2 separate regions of the Homo sapiens genome follow, and region 1 is linked to region 2. A link is a loop called in an ENCODE intact Hi-C map of the cell type or tissue named here. Cell type or tissue: PC-3. All regions are shown on one strand. Links, peaks and the distances in the headings refer to the core of each region. The heading gives the core; the rest is flanking DNA.

What was found. A loop is a pair of places that touch in the nucleus more often than their neighbours do. Peaks named below come from ENCODE experiments on the same cell type or tissue, not always from the same donor. Only the 100,000 strongest peaks of a DNase experiment are listed, where the experiment ranks them.
Region 1: a loop joins it to region 2, with 4 times the contacts of the local background. A loop is called at or near these places in 1 of 110 quality-filtered maps.

The regions. Positions count from the first base shown.
Region 1 is chr3:190,782,798-190,792,852 of GRCh38, reverse strand. No RefSeq gene overlaps it. Among named protein-coding and RNA genes, the nearest start is that of GMNC, 75 kb to the left of the region's middle. In PC-3, for the core only: no CTCF peak of the experiment used is centred there; no DNase peak of the experiment used is centred there.
Region 2 is chr3:190,704,935-190,714,989 of GRCh38, reverse strand. It overlaps the pseudogene CCT6P4. Among named protein-coding and RNA genes, the nearest start is that of LINC02013, 11 kb to the right of the region's middle. In PC-3, for the core only: no CTCF peak of the experiment used is centred there; a DNase peak (open chromatin) is centred at 5,319; H3K27ac peaks cover 535 bases.

The sequences.
Region 1 (10,055 bases), core at 1,070-9,069, 77 kb before region 2:
AATGTTCTCTTATGAAGAGATGGGATATATAGATTTCTGAGAACTAGCTGAAATAATCAGCCAACTCAAAAGCAAAAGTAACTCAAGCTTCATAGCTTGAGATACATAAATACCTCAAAACAAATGGAATATGAAGATTTTAGAGTTTAGGTCCTTAATGCCATGAAGTTCTCTCAGCAATACCATTGATTTTCCTTCCAACCATGAAGATGGAAATAATAAAAGCCTCTAAGAGATGAGGAAAACTAATTCTATTATAGTTTCATACTTTTATAAAAATATTTTAAAGAAAAACTACTGAAAACAAAAGCTGATTATTTCTTCTTTGGGTGTTGTCTAAGGCAAATCGTACAATTTTTCTATTTATGTCATTCAAGCTAATACACTTAATGGCATAAGGAAAAAATGTCGACATCACATTGTCACTCTTTTTTTCCATCCCTTCCTTCCTCTCTCTCCTGCTTCTCTCCTCTCTCTCCCTCTGTTCTTTTCTCATTTCTTTTTATACTTTTCTCTTCTCTTCTTCACTGCATCCTTATTCCACTCCTTCATCTCGTGGGAACGGCATTATTTGAGGAAAATCTGAGTTTTAAGACTGTGCAGATGTGGTTTTTGAATTACGGTTTTTCAATTTATTAATAATGCTACTTCGGTTATATTAATATTGTTTAAGTGCACAGACTTTCAATTTCCTCATCTACAAAATGGAGTAAATATTTATCTATTTCACAGGGTTTGGGATGAGGATTAAATAAGATCTATAAAGTGCCAGACTAGTGGCCCACTCATAAAAGGCATTCTGTTGCTGTCAGTTTTTTGTTGTTTTTCTTTTCCTTTAGCAAGGAGAATTGGGTTTGGAAATCTATACAATCCATTAGCTTTAAGGCCAAAAGAGATCTCTTACTTGTTGTGCAAGGGAAATTTTAAAATCCTGATCAAAATAATTACTGACTGATCCTTGGTATAGGAATACAATACTAAAAAGACTCATTAGCTAAAAGCAACTTAATAGCTGCCCTGTTTTAAAAAAATTAAAGCAATTTCATACTTCTACAGTTGGATATCTTCCCAGGTTTTTGCTCAAAACTAATTTATAGGAACTATAGCTCCCTTTTCATAACTCTGACACCCTGACTCCATATCTCAAACTATGGTTGTTTTGTTGTTTTTTAGTTTGATTCTTTGTGTCCCCTTTAGGCACTGGTTCCATGATATACCGCTTATGGGACAATTTCAGACAGTACATTTTATTGAAGATGGAATGCTTACTCTACAGAAGTAATAATTTATTTATAGAAAGAGTATTCTATAATAGTTTTTACTACAGCATATCTTAAAATAGTAAAAATTTAGAAAACAATCTACTTTTCCAAGTAATTGGTGACACATAGGGTGTTGCTGCTACGCCAGCATTAACAATGACATGTAATATTTTATATAATATAATAATATATTGTGAAAACGGACTTTACAAAAGTATTTAATGTTATGTGATTCCAATTTGATGTCAAACAAATAACTATATTTGTGTAATATATTGTTTAGAATAAAGACTAGAAAAATACATTCTAATATGTAATGTATTTATCACTTGATATGACTTCAGGTGACTTTGATTTTCTTTGAAGTCCTGGTATATTTAACTTTTTACATAAACATTAATTTTACAATCTACAAAAAGGTTAAGGAAAAGAAAAAAGGGAAATCAAGTGTATTTCATATAAATTCATGTGCATTATACTTAGGACAATCCATTCTTGAATGGTTACGCATATATTATCCTGCTAGCTACTGATCTATCCATCCATCAGAAAAGGTAGGGATAATTAACTTTTGACCAGACTCTATGGACATTCAAAGAAAGCTAGATTGGAATGATCACTCAATCTTATGGAAGGAACAGAGGATGTTGTTCATAAATTGACATAAATATTCATTTTAGCAAAATTCACTTTATCTTGAAAATTCTTCTTAGCTCAACTCATATTTCAATTTTTCTAGGCAGTCCCTCTTAATATTTTGAATCAAAAGACATCCCTCTACTTTCTTGCCTTTTCTTGACTTATTTGTAACTCTAAAGAATGGAAATGGCTCCATCACATTTTATTAATTTCTATATGTCTCTAGCACCTAGAAAAATGTTTCTATATTATTTGTAGAATTAGGTTTCTGTTGCTGTGGTAACAAATTCTCATAAACTTAGTGGGTGAAGCAATATGACTTTTCCCAGTTCTGTGGTCAGAATCCTGATACAGCGTGGCTTATCTGTTTTGATTGTTTGTTTGTTTTTTAAGTGTCACAAGACCAAAGTCAAGGTACCAACAGGGCCAAGTTTATTTATGGAGGCTCTACAGGAGAATCTACTTCCAAGCTCATGTAAGTTCTTAACAGAATTCATTTCCTTGTGACTGTATAGCTGAGGTCCTTCTATATATGTTGACTGTCAGCAGAGAGCCTGTCACAGCTCCATAAGGCCACCTGCATTCTCATGGTGTTTCTCCCACCATCTTCAAACCAGAAAGGGCAAGCCAAGCCCTTCTCATGATTTGATTTTCTCTAACTTGCCCTCTTGCACACTTCCTTTGCTCCCCACCAAATAACTTCACTGCTTTCAACGGTTTGTGTGATTAAATTCAGCCCATCCAGACTATCCAGAATAATCTCCCTATTTTAAACTCTCTACTTCTAATAAATATCTGCTTTCAATGGTTTGTGTGATTAAATTGAACCCACCCAGACCATCCAGAATAATTTCCCCATTTTAAACTCTCTACTTCTAATTATATCTGCAAAGTCTCTTCTGCCAACTGAGGTAATCTATTCTTAAAATCCAATGATTAGTGTATGGACATCTTTGGGGGAACATTCTGCCTACGACATACGTATTCAATAAATAATTATTGAATTAAATTATCCAGACCCATTAAATTTAGATATCTTAATACTTAAAAGGGAATGTTATGCCTAAATAACTTGTGGGAAGCTTCTAAGTTTTACAAACTCACAGGCCTGAAACAAAAAAACATAGCTATATTTTCCTAACTCACATATATCAGAAATTGCTAGACCTTTGATACTCCAGATAGTCTCACTTATTTCTGAAGACTCTCTAAGTTATGTTTCATCTGTCTGATTTCTTCCATCTTCTTCTATGATTTTATTATCCGCAATCCATTGGGCTATTGTTAATATTGCCTGGGCCCATAAAATTGTACAGGGGCATCACTACCAGTATTCCTGGTGGACAATATTTGCAGAAATTCCCAAACTGCTATCATCTAGTTTTACCAATTGCACCAGCTTTTGCTACTACACAGAGTGGGCTATCAGCTATTATCATCTATACAACCTTGGATGGGGTACCACCAGAGGTGCTGTGCACCATATCAACCCCATCAAAATGCTGAGACACTGTCATCATTAGCAAAGCACTAATGCATAGAAGCAACATCAAATTCCATTCGGGAAAGGAGAAAATCCTCTCTTCCCTTCCCCCTTTTTTGAGTACTCTGAACAAAATGACAAGTATCCTTATAAAGAGACAGAAAAGAAGAGACAGACACACCCAGACACAAAAGGAAAGCTATGCAAAAATGAAGATAGAGATTGAAGTGATGCATCTGCAAGGCAAGGAACATAAAAGATTGTTGACGTCACCAGGAGTTAGGAGGGAAGGATGGAATAGTTTCTCTCTCAATGCCTCTAGAAGGAACCAACCCTGTTAACCCCTCCATTTTGGACTTCTGGACTGTGGAACTATGAAAAAAATATTATATTGTTTTAAGCCACCCCAAGTTTGTGGTGCTTTGTTAAAAGAACCCTAGAAAACTAATACACATGACATATCACATGTGTTAAGCACATGCAAGGGCATTATTTTCATTGACTCACAAGGGCCATTTAAGGCAGATATTATTTTCTTGATTTTACAAGTAAAAAAGCAAAAATGAGAGCAGCGTGTTGACTTTCCTAAGATAGTATAGTGAGGTATTTGGATACCGGATCCACTGGCTTTTACCAGCTACCCATAATCATTTGTTCACTCATCAAACATCACTGAATTTATCCTTTTTTCTCCAGGCATTTTGTTTTTTTGTTCTGGCAAGATATGAAGACAATGAAGAAGCACTCCTTGCCATCAGGTTGCTTTCAGTCTACATCATGGCATACAGAAAAAATATATGCTTTATGGAGTAGCAGTCATGAAGAAAATATTTTCCAGTAACTTTGGGTGAGGGAGATGAAACTGTAACATTGTGAACTATGGACCCAGGATAACAGACTAAAGTCAAAGAAATAGATTAAGAAGACTACGCTAATCTATATTTAACAATGATTATTATTTATAAAATGCTTTGGAGTTTTAAAAACATTTTCACATAATTATCTCACAATAAATGAGAGTCAGTATAAGTAAGTGACTTAACTCATAGTTGAGGAACTAGTACTTGAATAAGGCTGGGAATTGAACTTGTGTCCTCTTCATCCAAAACTGATATTCATTATATCATACCAAACTATCAGGAAATTCCATATAGTAAATAACTTGCATTTCCTTTATCTTCTTTTCCATATTGGTCTCATGAGAACACTGCATCTTCCACTTTTCCATGGTAGCACTAATCACAATTACACTTAAAATAGTTTGTTGTGTACTATAATTTTTCTGTGGTAGGATCCAATTCAGGATCACATGTTCCATTGTGTTGTCATATTTCTTTAGTTGCCTTTAGTATAGTAGATTTCCTCAGAATGTATTTTTCTTTCATTACCTTAGTATTTTTAAAGAGTGTGAGCCATTTATTTTGTAGACTCCCTCTCAATTTGGCTTGTCTGAGGTCTACTGAAGATTAGATTTATGTTACGCATTCAGGAGATATACCACAGATATGGCGTTGAGTCCTTCTAGTGCATTGTATCGAGAGACATCTAGCAATGACTACCATTATCCAGATATGGGATCCTAGAAACTATTCTCATTAAAAATAACAAAGGGCTGCCTTGAGAAATGCCTAATTTCAGAGTTGAAACTGGAATATCCAGAATCATCCTGAAACAACTTGCTATTCCAGAAAATAAGGAAGCTGTTAAACAATAATGATTACAAGCCAAAAGGACATAATATCCAAATGTAATGCATTGCCACTGGACAGATCTGTGAGAATTTGAGCATTAGAATGAGAACTAATAAGAGTGAGTTGTAACCTATTGATTAAATAATTGATAAGTTCATTAAGCATAGAAAAAAGGAAGAATATTAGAAAGCTTCTTTTTCAATAATATATGTAGAAGAAATGTAATTTTTTAAATAAAATTTATAAGACCCAATCTTCTGCTCGGCTCATCTGCCATTTATCCATACCAACTAACACAGTGACTGGCGTGTAATAAGTATTCATTACATAGTTATTTGCTATATAAATAATTGAATTAATAGATGAACACTAGATTCTTGCCGTGATTTCATTTTCAAAAAAAGAAGGAGACCTTAGCCAAAGCATTATATATTTGTAGGTCACAGTTACCTGTACGTAAAATAAAGTTTGATGATATCAACTACTTGAAAGCAGGAGTCTGGGACAGATATTCTCTTTATGTCCATTCTAGATTTCTAAGTCAAGATTTCTGATTGCTAGATCCAGTTTGGGTCTCTCTTGAAGATAGTTCATGTTATTTCGAAACTGTTGCCTGGGACTTTCTGTCACTGCAGTGAGTTATTGAAGAAGTAAATTAATGTTGAATAATGCTTTATGCAGTGTTTATTTAGGTGGAACTGAGGTGAACCTATTCTGTGACTCACTGTTACATTTTTTTTTGTTACACTGGAGACGTGTTTGAATATTTGCAGATTTCACTCCAATTGTTAAGTTATGAATTCATATAAGTTTGGCCAACAAGTTCCATATTTCATTACTTTCGCCATGCAAAAGAAGGACTGTAATTAAAGTTATTTATAATTAAAGATTTAGGATTATGAGAAGCAGTGCAAGTGGGGACATTTAAAGGCTAATAAAATGTATTCATAGGATGAGTAGTTTTGCTACTCACTTTATGCTGACTTCTGTACTGCACATCATTAATAAACTCAATATATATTGTTTAAAAACTCTCTTTAAATCTTACAAAGTATTAGAGAGTGAAAGAGCAAATCATTATCTGAGTTGCTACAGAAGGAAAAATATATGAATTAAAATGTCCAAGGTAACAAAGAATATCAAGGTTGAAGAACAGATAAACACTATTAGTGGAAAATTGTTGAATTGCAAAACTCAAAATTTAAATTTAGCCTAACTTAAACCAAGGTGAAACTTTATTGTAAGGATACTGAGGTGTTTCACGGAACTCACAGAATGGAATGCAGCTGGTCTCTGGACCTTAAGAAAAAAATTAATCCAAAGAATTGAATATTACCAGAAAAATATTTCGTCACCTAGAAATCCTTTCTTTCTCTCTCTCTCACTTTCTGCTTCTCGTCTTCCTCTTTTACCTCCTGCTTGTCCTCCTCGTTGTCTTCATCCTTCTTGTCTCTGTTATTCATGATGATAGGAAACATGGCTGCTGCATACAATACTTGAGCTTTAAATCTTACAACTACCAGGTGTCTACACCTATACTAAATGCAGCTTGGAAAACATAGACTTAATACACAAAACGGCATTATGGCTTTACTTTACATTGACATGGAGGAAAAGGGTGGAGAATTTCCCAGGAAATTGTTCTCAGTACACTAGCAATTACTGAAGGTACAGTGTGTCCCAGGTGCTTTATATCCAATAATTATATTAAGCAATTATTACTCACAATTGTTAAGTGAGGAAATAATAGACCTGAGAAGGCACATAAACTGCTCATAGCACTTAGTGTGTGGTGGAGCTAGTATGTAAACTCGTATTTGACTATAGACAAATGTTATGTCTTCTTTCTGTTAAATAAAAAGCATTCACATTTCCATTTACACACAAATTAATAAAAGGACTAACACGTATTTGGAGAACAGAAACAAAACATTATAGGGGACGTGGAAACTGAGTTGTTTTCTTAGACTTTAAATTAAGTTAGACTTTCATTTGTAGCCATAATGAAGTAATAGGAACTGGATTTAACCTTACACCCTAAAAAGTAACTAGAAAACAGAAAACTATATGAAATACAGAAAAATACATGAGATAAATTTTTAAACATTGAACTACAAGCAGCACAGAACTGTTGTCTCTGAGAGAAATGAAGCAAATAAAAGTGAGTACTATGTCTTACAATTTTTCTTCCTGGAGATATATTTCAGATCACAGAGCACAGAAAGTGCATTAGTTGGGGCTTTCCAGAGAAATAGAACCAACAGGATATGTATTTACAGAAAAAAAATATACTATTTTGAAAAATTGACTCATGCATTATTAAGACTGGTAAGTCCAAAATCTACAAGGTGGGCCAGCAGGCTAGAGATGACTCAGGGCCGAGCCGGTGCTCCAGTTCAAGTCCAAAGCCCATTAGGTAGGAGACTTAGGGAAAAGCTAGTGTTGCTGTTGAAGACTGAAATTCATTTGCTTCAGAATTTTCTCATGCTGGGGGAGATCAGTCTTTTGTTTAATTCATGCCTTTAACTGATTAGGTGAGGCCCACCCACATTACGAAGGAGAATCTGCTTTATTCAAGGTCCACAGATTTGAAAGTTAATTTTAAGAAAAAAAAAAGCACCCTCAAAGGAACACCTATAAATATAACCACATATCTGGGCCTTATGGCCCAGCCAGGTTGACATACAAAATTAACCATTATAGAGACGAATTCTCCCTCACCCCCAAAAAACACAGAAGTATCACTGATTTGAGAAGACACAGATTAGAAAGTCTAAATTAACTGGAAGCTACAGAGCAGAGTTGTGAAAAAGAGGGATCTATACAGAAATCTAGAAATCTGATCAGGTTTTTCTTGAGTCTTACTAAGATGTGCATGTGTAGGGTGAATCTCTGCAAAGTTGGGGGAAAAAAGACAAAAAAGCTGTGAGAAAATGGTTCCAAGAGCTTTTCAAATTTCCATCGTCTAGATACTATCTAGATCTACCATACAAATCCATAAAAACAGCACAAAGTAAAAAGGAGAAAATATAGACAAATATTTCTCATGAGCTTAGACATAAAAGCCCTTAGCATTAGCAAATTAAATCCAGCAATGTATAAAAATAATTAACATCATTACATATGGAATATTTTCCAGGTATGTAAGACTGGTTCAACATTTGAAAATCAATCAGTTTAATTCACCATATCAACAGGCTGAACAAGAAAAGTCATGTGATTGTATCAGCTGACACAGAAAAGCATTTAACAAAAATCCAGCACTGATTTATGATTAAAACAAAGAAACAAACTCTCAGCACATTAGAAATACAGTGGAGTTAAGAGCATCTACCAAAACTTTCAGCTAACATCACACCTAAGACTAAAAGACGGACTCTTTTTCCTTCCAAGATTGAAACAAGGTAAGGATGTCTGGTTTTACTACTCTATTCACTCAGAAGTTCTAGCCAGTGCAAAAAGGAGAAAAAAAAAGTCATACAGATTGGAAAGGAAGAAATAAAATTGTTCCTGTTAGCATATGATGTGATCGTCTTCACTAAAAATCCTTCTATTTTTTTAAAACCTAGACCTATTTAGTGAATTCAACAAGGTTGCAAGATTTATGAACAATGCACAAATATCAACTACCTTTTTGTCAAAAATTAAAACACGGTACTACTTAAACTTACTTCAGAGCATATGTATCCAAAAAAATTATGAAATGCTGATGGAAGAAATCAAAGAAGACCTAGATAAATGAGAAGACATATCATGCTCACGGATTATAAACCTCAACGTGAAAGAGATGTCAGTTCTCTCTAAATTATTATATAGGTTTAATGCAATCCTATTAAAAATTGTGTGTTAAAGACATACTTGATGCTAGGCAGTTTATATACAGTCACCCTTATGATCCATGGGGAATTGGTTTCAGCTCCCCACCCCTGGCCCAGGTGATACCAAAATCTGCTGATGCCCAAGTCTTTTATGTAAAATGGTGTATATTATTTGCATATAACCTATAAACATCTTACCTCCTGTATGCTTCAAATTGTCTTTAGGTTACTTATAATAACTAATACAATGTAAGTGCTATGTAAGTAGCTGTTATACTGTATTGTTTCAGGAATGATGACAAGAAAAAAATGTGTACGTATTTAGTACAGATACAATTATCTTTTTTTTCTAAATATTTTGGATCCATGATTGGTTAAATCGAAGGATGCAAAACTCACAGATATAGAGGCCCACTGTACTGTACCTACATACAGAGATTGACATTTTATGTATATTTATAGGCACAAAATTTCTTGAGTTAACCTTAGTAATATTATTAATTTTTTTACACAATTCACACTAGTATGTCCTACAAATTATTTAATTAACTTTTTGTTAAGTTCAAAATTTTAATAAATCATTATTAGAAGCTAAGTAGCCACAGAGTTTGACTGGTTTCTAATTTATTGCATTCTAAAAATGTTATTTAGCAATATTTTCAATGTTATAGATTACTACATATTTTTTCAGTTTTTATTTAACAATAGTATAATTAAGAAAAATGGCAAAGAGTGGCTAGTAATGAACAGGTATTTGATCCAAGAAGTCTGGCAGGGTCTTTGGTTTTATTTCCAGCTTCTGATAACAGTGCTTGAGGCCGTCTCTATGTGCTTTTTTCCCCACAGATGGCAAAGCAATTTATTTTTAAATGTTTGGAATCACATATTCCTTATCTGATCTTGAAAACTTACAATGATTAAAGAATCTCGATCTTTGAAAAAAGTAAGTCCAAAAAGCTGCCAATAGCATTAAATAGAACATGAATCTGACTTTATGTAGGACCGCATCTTTTTACTCAAATAAAGATTTTATTTACTTTGAAAATACTGTTAGCCTCTTGGCTTGCATAAGGAAATGGCTCACATTTCGTTAATTCAATTTATTCTTATAAATATTCTCAAAAGTGAGGTAATCCTTTGAGTGAGGTAATCAATTAATTTA
Region 2 (10,055 bases), core at 647-8,646:
GCTGTCTTTAGTAAGCTTGATGTGTCCAGCACAGAAACAGGCATCCTCATGACGCCCTTGGGTCCCAGGTTGGTCCTCAGTATGTCCTGTAGCCCCTGCACCACACTGATGTTGAGCACCAAAACCACCTGCACTTGGGCCACCTCAGCCTTGGGGTTCTGGGTCTTCCTGGCAGCCATGGCTGCTCAAGAGGAGGAAGAGCAAAAGACCTGTGCTGAGATCCCAGAGCCAGCACAGGCCGTAGAAGACCCGGATAGTGGCTCCCATTAACCGGGTCTTCTGAAGATTTTTAGTGTACTTAAAACAACCTCATGTTGGGAGAAGACGCCATCTAGAACTTTCATCAAGAGCAGAAGTCAATTCCTAGTTTCAAAGCCTCCAAGGATAAGCTGACTCTCTTGTTAGGGGCTAATGCAGATGGTAACTAAGTTGAAGCCAAATCTCATTTGCCATTCTGAAAATCCTAGGGTCCATAAGAAGTATGCTAAATCTACTCCGAAGATGTGACTCTATTGCTGCAAGTTCATGATAGAACTTGAATGGGTGAAGAGTTTCTTCTTATGAATGAGCCAAAAAGAGTGTTTTGTTTTTTAAAGATGGAATCTACTCCTGGTGGACATGCTGTAAATATTGTGAAATGACAGCAAAGGATTTAGAATATTACATAAACGTAGTTGATAAAGCAGTGGCAGGGTTTGGAGGACTAACTTCAATTTTGAGAGAAGTTTTACAGCATCACACACTACAGAGAAATCTTTTGTGACAAGAATGTTCTTGAGTCAATCAATGGAACAAACTTTATTATTGTTTTATTTTAAGAAATCCTCACAGCCTCCCCAACCTTCAGCAACCAGCACTCTGATCAGTCAGCAACCATTAACATCGACGTACGATCTTACACCAACAAAAAGATTAGGACCTGCTGAAGGTCCAGGTTGACGGTTAGCATTTTTTAGCAAGAGTATTTTTATATAAGATGTATGTACATTGTTTTGTTGACATAACGCTATTGCACACTTAATAGACTATAGTATGTCATAAACATAATATTTATATGCACAAGAAAACCCAAATTTTTGTGTGGCTCACTTTATTGCAAAATTCACTTCATTGCGGTGGTCTGGAACTGAATTGCTAGTATCCATAAGGTATGCCTGTATTGGAAAATCATTTGAAAGCCAAGTTTTAGCATAGAGCACCATTGGAATAGTAAGCCAGAAAGGTCTATAGGAATTGTCTCCATCCAATCTTTGTACCTCAGAGATAGAGGAAATGAAGTCCATGGAAGCAATTTAATTTGTCTATGGTGACTCCTCAACTTAGCAGCAAAGCCCAAGCCCCCAATGCTGTTTCAGTACACTTCACTATCTCACACAAAGTGGGTTAAAACCTTACTTTGCAAATTAAAAGCACATTCTCATCTGATAACATGCTTCTGACATTGTGATTGGAAAAGTACAAACACACACAATGAAAAGAATGACTTTTCAGATTCTCCAGATTCTTTTCTGATAGTTTAGCTATTACATGTAGATAATCTGAAACATTAAAAGAAACAAAGAATATAATTCACCCAGGGAGTAGATTATGCCAGACTCTTAAAAAAGGAATTTAAGTTCTGAAGAATAATTATGAAGTGTCAATCAATTGGCAGTAGTAGGAAGAGCATCCCTGGCAGAGAGAATAGCATAAGCAAAATCCTTAAAGCAGGAAATCTCTCAGCACTTTTTCAAATGAAATAAAACAATTATGATTGGAACATAGTGAGTGAAGCAAAAGCTGATGTTGAAAAAGTGGATAAACATCAGCCTATTCTGGACTTATGGACCATGCTGAGGAATTATATTTTACCTTTTACTGTTATAGAAAAACTTTAAAACATCTTAAGCCAGGAAAGGGGATGATATAAATTTTAGAAAAGACTCTTCTCAGTTCCATATGCATTATTTGTAAGAAGAGATGAAGAATGGAGGTGAGATCATCAGGTAGGAGGTTTATTGTGATAAGCCAAGAGAATACTAGTGATTATTTGAAGACTAGAAAGGTAGCAGTGGAGTTGGAGAGGAATGCACAGACTTGAAGTTAATTTTTGAAGTAGAACTAACAGATTTTGAACAAGCTTCTCTGGTTAAAGAGACTAAAATCTTTACTCAAAAATTATATAATCAAGTAATATTGCTTACTTGATTATATAATTTGATATACCTCTTTTATTGATTCCTTCTTCATTTATATAGACCAAAAACTGTCAGATCCTCACAAACTGTCAGGGAAGCTATTATCTAGGCTTTATTTTGTCCCCAGGGCACACATCTTCTTTAGTCAGTGTCTATAAAATCCACCTTCCCCACATTCAGATTCTTATTTATCCACTCAACAGTTGTGAGAACATGGACAAGTCATAAAACCCTTTAAACTCATTTCCATGAGGAAAAGAAAACACTTCCCACTAGTCTCCCCCATCTTAATTTGTTATTTGCTCTGAGGCTTAGTAAGATAATAGGGACATCCTAGTTTCCAAAAAAATTAAAAGCCCTTTTATCACATTTCTCCCTTAAACACACACACACACACAAACACACACACACACATTTAAAACCACTAAAGAGATGTTTTAAGACACAAATATACAAGGACAATATTGGAAGAGACTTTTCTTTCAACCTTACCAGTCTAAGGAGAAAGACTAACATCATATCAAGAATTCAAGCAAGTCTCCTTACGGGTAACAAGCCAAGCCAAGCACTCAGAGAATTTAATCCACTTTTGGATCTGATTCATTAGAGGAAATGGGCTGAGAGAGGTGGCTCACACTTGGAATCCCAGCACTTTGGGAGGCCAAGGCCGGTGGATCATGAGGTCAAGAGATCGAGACAATCTTGGCCAACATGGTGAAACCCCGTCTCTGCTAAAAATACAAACATTAGCTGGCCATGGTGGTGCATGCCTGCAGTCCCAGGTACTCGGGAGGCTGAGGCAAAAGAATCACTTGAACCAGGAGGCGGAGGTTGCAGTGAGCCAAGATCACACCACTGCACTCCAGCCTGGTGACAGAGTGAGACTCCATCTCAAAAAAAAAAAAAAAAAAAGAGGAAATGACAACTGCCAAGGATGGACAAATGTCCGAACGTCACCTCTAATATAAAAGATATAGACAGAAATACACAGAATAAAAAACAACTTGGAAGGAACAGAGCTTGTGTGAACAGAAAACAGAAAGAACTTTAGTAAAACTATAATTTTAATCTTCAGAGAAATAAGAAAAACATTTCAGCCAGCCATGAAACAAGAAGTGCTATAACAAAATCAAAGTACAAAAACATGTAATAGTAGAGGTGAGGAACTCAATAGAAAATTTGGAAAAAAAAAACAGGTTTAGGAAATGATGAAAATAGAACAGCAAGTTGAGAAAATAGAACATGGGAAAAAATATTAAAAATTACAGAATGAGTTCAGGAGGTCCCACATATAAGTGAGAGGACCTCTAGAAATAGAACAAAAAAAGAAAGAAAAGGAAATTACTTATAAAATATAAATAAATATAGTATATAGTATATAAATACTAACTGATATAAGTGGAATAAAACACATCCAAATTGAGCAAATACAAGAACATAGGATGCAAAGAGAAAAATCTTACAGCCTTCCAGGAAGAGAAAATAAAATTAGATATCATATGTAAGACTGGGATTCAAAGTGTCTCTGTAGTTCTCAAAAAAACAGTGCTTGAGCAATGCCTTCAAAATTTTAAACTAAATAATGAAAAACCTAAAATTTTAATCTAGACTAATTAAAAATCTGATAATATAATGAAAACATTTTAGTTTAGTTCACAACGTAAAGTTCATGAACCATTGCTCAGAAAGCTTCTGATTTTGCCTTTCACTTCAATACAGGATCTAGCGGATCTAACACAGGGGACAAGTAAGGGGAATCCTCAGGGTTATGCTGAAGGGCAATTCCAGATGACAATTGAACAGACGTAAAGAGCAACCAGTTAGATTAAGCAGTGTGACCCAAGAAACAGATATGCTAATGGCTATTACTACTAAGAATCCTTCAGCTCTGGGATACCTGGCTCAGGTTACTATTAACCTGGACCATATGCTGATGAAGTCCCCACTCTTGCTTCTATGCACTGTTGTCAGCTGAGGACATTCACTCTACCATACTGAAATTTTCTGAGAGCTGGAAGTTGGTCATGGTGAGCCTAGAAGAAAAAACAAATCAAACCATCCCACTCTCGAACCATATTCATGCCAGATATCCAGTATTCGGCTCACTTTATAGATCTGTCAGATGCCTGACTGTGGAGCTTTCTATAGCTCCCTCGGCTCATTCACTACCTTTCCCATTTAATTCTCCAAAAGAAATTCTTATAACTTCAAAAGGAAGCTGAAAAATATGCTATGATCTAAAGACTCTACCTAAACTATTTTCTACTAGGATCCTTGTTCTGATGACAACGCGGCTTTTCTTACAGAGTCTTTGGTGTTTCCCACTCAGTTTTTCTATGTATAGATTTCCATATTTATTTATATATAAATAATTGAAAAATAATTTTAAAATCAGTAAGAAAAAGAGACGCAAGATGTGTGATGCTTAGCATAGTGCCTGATACCTAGTGAAGTTTCAATATATCACAAGTACAATTGTTCAAATTTTATGTAGTCCTTAAATTTCTTGGATTTCCATGAAAGCTCCTGTTTGCCCGCTCACACCAGTGCCTAAAGGCTGAATGACCAGTGAACTTTTCTTGGCGTTTCCAACTCCCCTCTAGACCTTCACGTTTTCAGTTCTTATAATATTGGATGAGGTCTAGTTTTTATATTAAATCCCTTATTCACATGATACCCACAATGGCTCTGTTTCCCTGACCAATAAAGTTGTGATAATGTGCTCTAAGGTCTCTTCCAAATCTGACATTCTATGATTCTCTTAATTCCATCCCATATGATATTATATGATTTACGTATATCTCAGTAAATAGCAAGGAGCAGATTCAGGCCCATTCATTCATTTTCAGCAGACAACAAGGAAGTTCAGCCCACTGTAAGTTTTCATGTACTTCCCAGAACACCAAGAACTGAGTTCTCAGATTTCCAATATATAACCAATAAAAGAGTTTACAATGACTGCGTACGAATTAAATAGGCACACAGGCTTACCTGCATAACAGTATATATTTACAGCACATGTGCTTAAAATAAGTTAAATAAGAAATAACAACCCCTTCTATTCATGCTGCTTAAGTATACAAAGACAAAATGCAAACTAAAGATTTGTACAATGACTAAGGCCGAGCTGTCTCCACCCATCAACTCCTTCCCATTAATCCTCAATTGTTGCAAAAATATTTAGCTTGTACCCGAAGGAGAACAATATCTCAGAAACTATTCCAAGACAATAAATCAAGAAAGCTGGTTTGTTCACATTTTTTCTTTCTTTTTTTTTTTTTTTCTTTTTTTGCCATTCTTGAGGTAAACCTCCCACAGAGAAAGTTATGCCATGCAAGGGATTCAGCATAATGAATGAAAATATATTTGTCACCCATGGATTCTTTTCTGTGGCACAGTTCCAATCCACAATCCTGGACAGAAAAAAAGTGTGTGCTTGTGTGTGTTTGTGTGTATGTGTGTTGTATGGTTTCTTAACTTTATAATTGCAGCTGTTCAAACATTTATCATTTTATGCTACAAAATAAGGAATTCACGGGAGCACAGAGAAGCAGCATATTCTTCCATCAGTTTAGCATTTGTTCTGGGATTTAAACAAAATTAATTAAGAATGCATGTGGTTTTCATGTAAACTAGTCTGGCTCCTCCAAATAAATCCAAGAATTATTCTTTCTTTGCAACCTTCTTCTGCTGAAACCCTTACCAATCCACCTTTACATGCCACTTTAGCTATGAAAGTTATTTTACAGTTTAAAAATGCTTTTATATACATAAAATAGGGCAGCAGAATATAGGAGGAAGAGACACTGCCTTTGGAGTCCGAAGATCCTTACCATCTGTGCAACCAAGTGGGTGGGACAGTGGAGGTGGGAGCCTCCACTATTTTGAACCTCAAGTTTCTTGGAAAATTTCTGTCAGACTTAGATGAGATCATTCATGTGAAGTTGATTTGTGAAAGGTCTAGAATGAGACAAAGAAAGAGTATTAAATCAAGAGGCGTGCAGTCAATTTGCATTTTATAGATGACGATCAGCCATTAAATGGTCCACTAAAAATTAAACAGAGGCATGTCAAAACGAGAAATACAAAGTCTTGGCTACAAGTGCAATATTCTCTCCACTCCATCTCACTGCCCCTTGTTATTTTCCTCTCCTTTTCTTGAAATCTTTTTCTCCCTGGTATAGACTACATCATCTAAAGTAGAAATGATAAAAAAGAGCATGCGATTGGAATTTAAACTTTCTGAGTTTAAATCTGAGCTCGCTCGCTCTCTCTCTCACTTGTTTTGTGACTTTTGAGTATATTAACTTCTCTTTGCCTCAATTTTACCACCAGTAAAATTAAAATAAAATTGGCATCAACATCGTAGTGCTGTTTTGAAGATTATACGAGCCAGCAAATGTAAAGTACTTAGAATCATGCCTGGTAGGTAGAAAATATTCAACAAATGTTAAGTGTTTTTATGTAAATGATCCTATAGTGTCACCATGTTAATGTGATCTATTGTGCTGGCTTTGCCATAATAGTCAAAGCAACATCACTCATACCTGGTATGCTTAAAGCACTGGTGATGAGGCAGGAATAATATGAGTAGGATTATGTTGTATTTATTGTCAGAAACTGAGCAGAATATCTTAAAAGAAGTTCCAGCTTCAAAATGTACAACGCCATTTAATGCTATTGCTGGAAAGTCCAGAATATATGGAACAACCATATTTGAATAAAGGCATGCTGTTTTAGTCCATTTTCTGTTGCTAAACTGAATACCTGAGACTGGGTAATTTGTAAAGGAAAGGAATTTATTTCATACAGTTCTGAGGTTGGGAAGTCCAAGGGCAAGGAAGTGTATCTGGTGAAGGGCTTCTTGCTGGTAGGACTCTGCAACGTTCCAAAACAATGCAGGGCATCACATGGTGAGGAGCCAAGTTTGCTAAATGGGCTTTTATAACAGATACACTCTTGTGATAACCCATTAATTCATTAATCCATGAATGGATTGATCTATTCATGAAGGCAGAGTGCACATAACTCAATAACCTCTTAAAGGCCCCACCTCTTAATACTGGTACATTGGGGAGTAAGTTTCAACATGAGTGTCAGAGGTGACAAACTCAAACCATAGCAATGTACATTACTTATTTCTTTTTGGTTAAAACTGTAGAATCTTTGAAAGGGCTAGGAATGACTAGAAAATATACTAGATCAACTATTTTCTATGCTTAGACAGAATTATTTGGAAGCTAATTAGTAGAAGACTCCTTTGATATATATATATAGTAAGTGGGGTACACCAGAAACACAAATCCTAAAATGTCAGGATGTAAAGGGAATTTGGGGTCACCCCTCTCCCCATCCCACTCAATAAATAACTTTCCTCTCTAACATTTCCTATAAGCGATCTGCTAGCCATTATTTAATGTTTTGAGAGACAGAAAAATTCTCAACTACCAAGGAAGCCACCTTACCACCTGATAATTTAGACTTTTGAATGTTTTTCTTTACTTTGAACACAATTTTGTTTCATAGTAACTTCCATACAGGAACTAATTCCTAGTGCAAAAAGAATGATAATATTCTATAAACAATAAGGACTATGAATACGTACTATAAAACTAAAGTTGTGGCTGGGCACAGTGGCTCATGCTGGGAATCCCAGCACTTTGGGAGGCTGAGACAGAAAGATCACTTAAAAATCTTCCAGGACATTGAGATCAGCCTAGGCAACATAGTGAGACCACATCTCTACAAAAAATGAAAAAAAAAATAGCCAGGCATGGTGGCACATGCCTGTAGGCCAACCTACTCGAGAGACTGAAGTGGGAGGATTGCTTGAGCCCAGGAGGTTGAGGCTCCAATGACCTGTGATCACACTAAAACAAGTTATTATTGGTAAGCATTCTAAAATCACCTATATTTAGGTATCATAGTAATACTCCTGAAATTAGACATCTCAAGCTTCTTGTCATTTTCTATCGGTTTTCACACTAAGTATGATTCATTCCCACCCTCATTTTTTGGCCAAGTACCATAGGTGAGGCATCTATAGGACCAACTCACACTTCATCTCTGAGCCCACAGTACGTTTTGAGTAGACATTTATTCCCTAGTGATCATTCATCCATGGATGAAATATTTGCTTCTATTTTACCCCACTCTGACCTACCTTTTCATTACTATTCACAGTATTTCTGGACAAATTTAGCTAAGTGTCACTTTCAAAAACGAAGTTTTTATGGCATAAAGGATCTTGCAGCACAGAGAAAGTTGTAAGGTGACACTTCAGTGAGAAAGATTTAATAACAAAGTAAGCCTCATTCAGTCCTGACCCCATGAGCATGTTCTCGTGCTTCTTAGCTCAGTAACTTCCATCTTATCTTTAGGTATGTTTTGTCTCTCTTTTTCTCGAGTTGAATGCATAGTTGATTTACTTTCAATCATTTTTATTTTTTAATTAATGTATTTACGGCAACATAATTTCTTCTAAATATTGCGTTGGCCTAATCTTACATATTTTCATATATGCTGCTATTGTATGTTCAGCAAATAATCAACATGTCTCAGAGATACAGCCAGCATAGCTGGCACGCCATGTAATTGCCTATAATTGTAGTTTTCAATCCCTCTTTATCCAAAGTTTTGCTTTTTAGTTGTCTTCTTTTTATATTTTCCAAGTGGATCATCTTCATCTGTCTACCGTTTTGCTGTTAATTTCTTACTATCATCACATTATAGTCAAGAAATCTGATCTCTATTATTTTTCACTTTTTAAAATATACTGAAATTTTGTATTTCTGTGGGTTGCAAAAATCTCCACTTTTTTTTTGACTGGCTCTGCCTTCTAGTTTAGAAATTTCGTATTCAGCTGTGTTCATTCTGCTATTTTGGCCCATCTGTTTTTTGTTTCTGCATTTGTATTTTTATTTTTGAAGTCTTATTTTTCTTTCAAAACAGTCTGATCGTTTTTATGAATGTGGTATCCTCAAAAAAATTTAAAGGACAATAATTATATCTAGGGTTATTCTGGTTCCTAACTTAAGACTTAGAGTTTAATTATTTGCTTTTTTTGATGTACAACTTTCTTAGTTACTCATATTTGAAATCCTAATTGGCAAATATTGGCCAATGAATAATTTTTCACTCCAATTTACATTTTTATTGCTGTAAAGATAAATCTGTACATGTAAATCGTAACTCTTTGTGGCTTTAAAGAAAAGGTTGGTCAGAGTGAAGGTCTATTGGGAAGCTTATACCTATGGGTGTTGCCATGTCTGCATTTAAAATCTGAAACTACTGCAGCTATCTTGCAACCATGGGGACAAAGCCAAGACACCAAAGATGTCAGATTGAAAAGGTTAAAAGGCTGTAGTTTTTAATGTTATTGCTGTCACTGAATAAACGACCCTTGAGATGTCATATCTATGGATTTGTTATTAGTTATCGTAGTTTTAACACTTTTATATAGACTAAATTACCTTGTCCGTAATTACAGCCAAATCATCCAAATTTATATACCACCTTCACTTTCCAAAAACCAATCAAAGCTGTCTTTTAAAATAACATATCACACCATACCACTCTCCTGCTTACATTTCTCCAGTTGCTTCTCATCTTATTTACAATAAAATATAAACTTTTTGTCTGGCTTTTAAAAGCTTACATAATCTAGGTCCTTCTTCCCCCTATGACCTACTCTTTACCATCACCCCACTAGCATTCTTTTAGATCCCCAAACATTTTAAGCCCTTGCACTGCTTTTCTGTCTCTCAGGAAAGTTTTCTTTCTGATATCTAAACAGCTAGTTCCTTCTTACTTACCTGTCGATTAAGAGATCAGTTTCTCAAAGAGCTCTTCCGTAACTACCCAGATTACAGCAGCCAC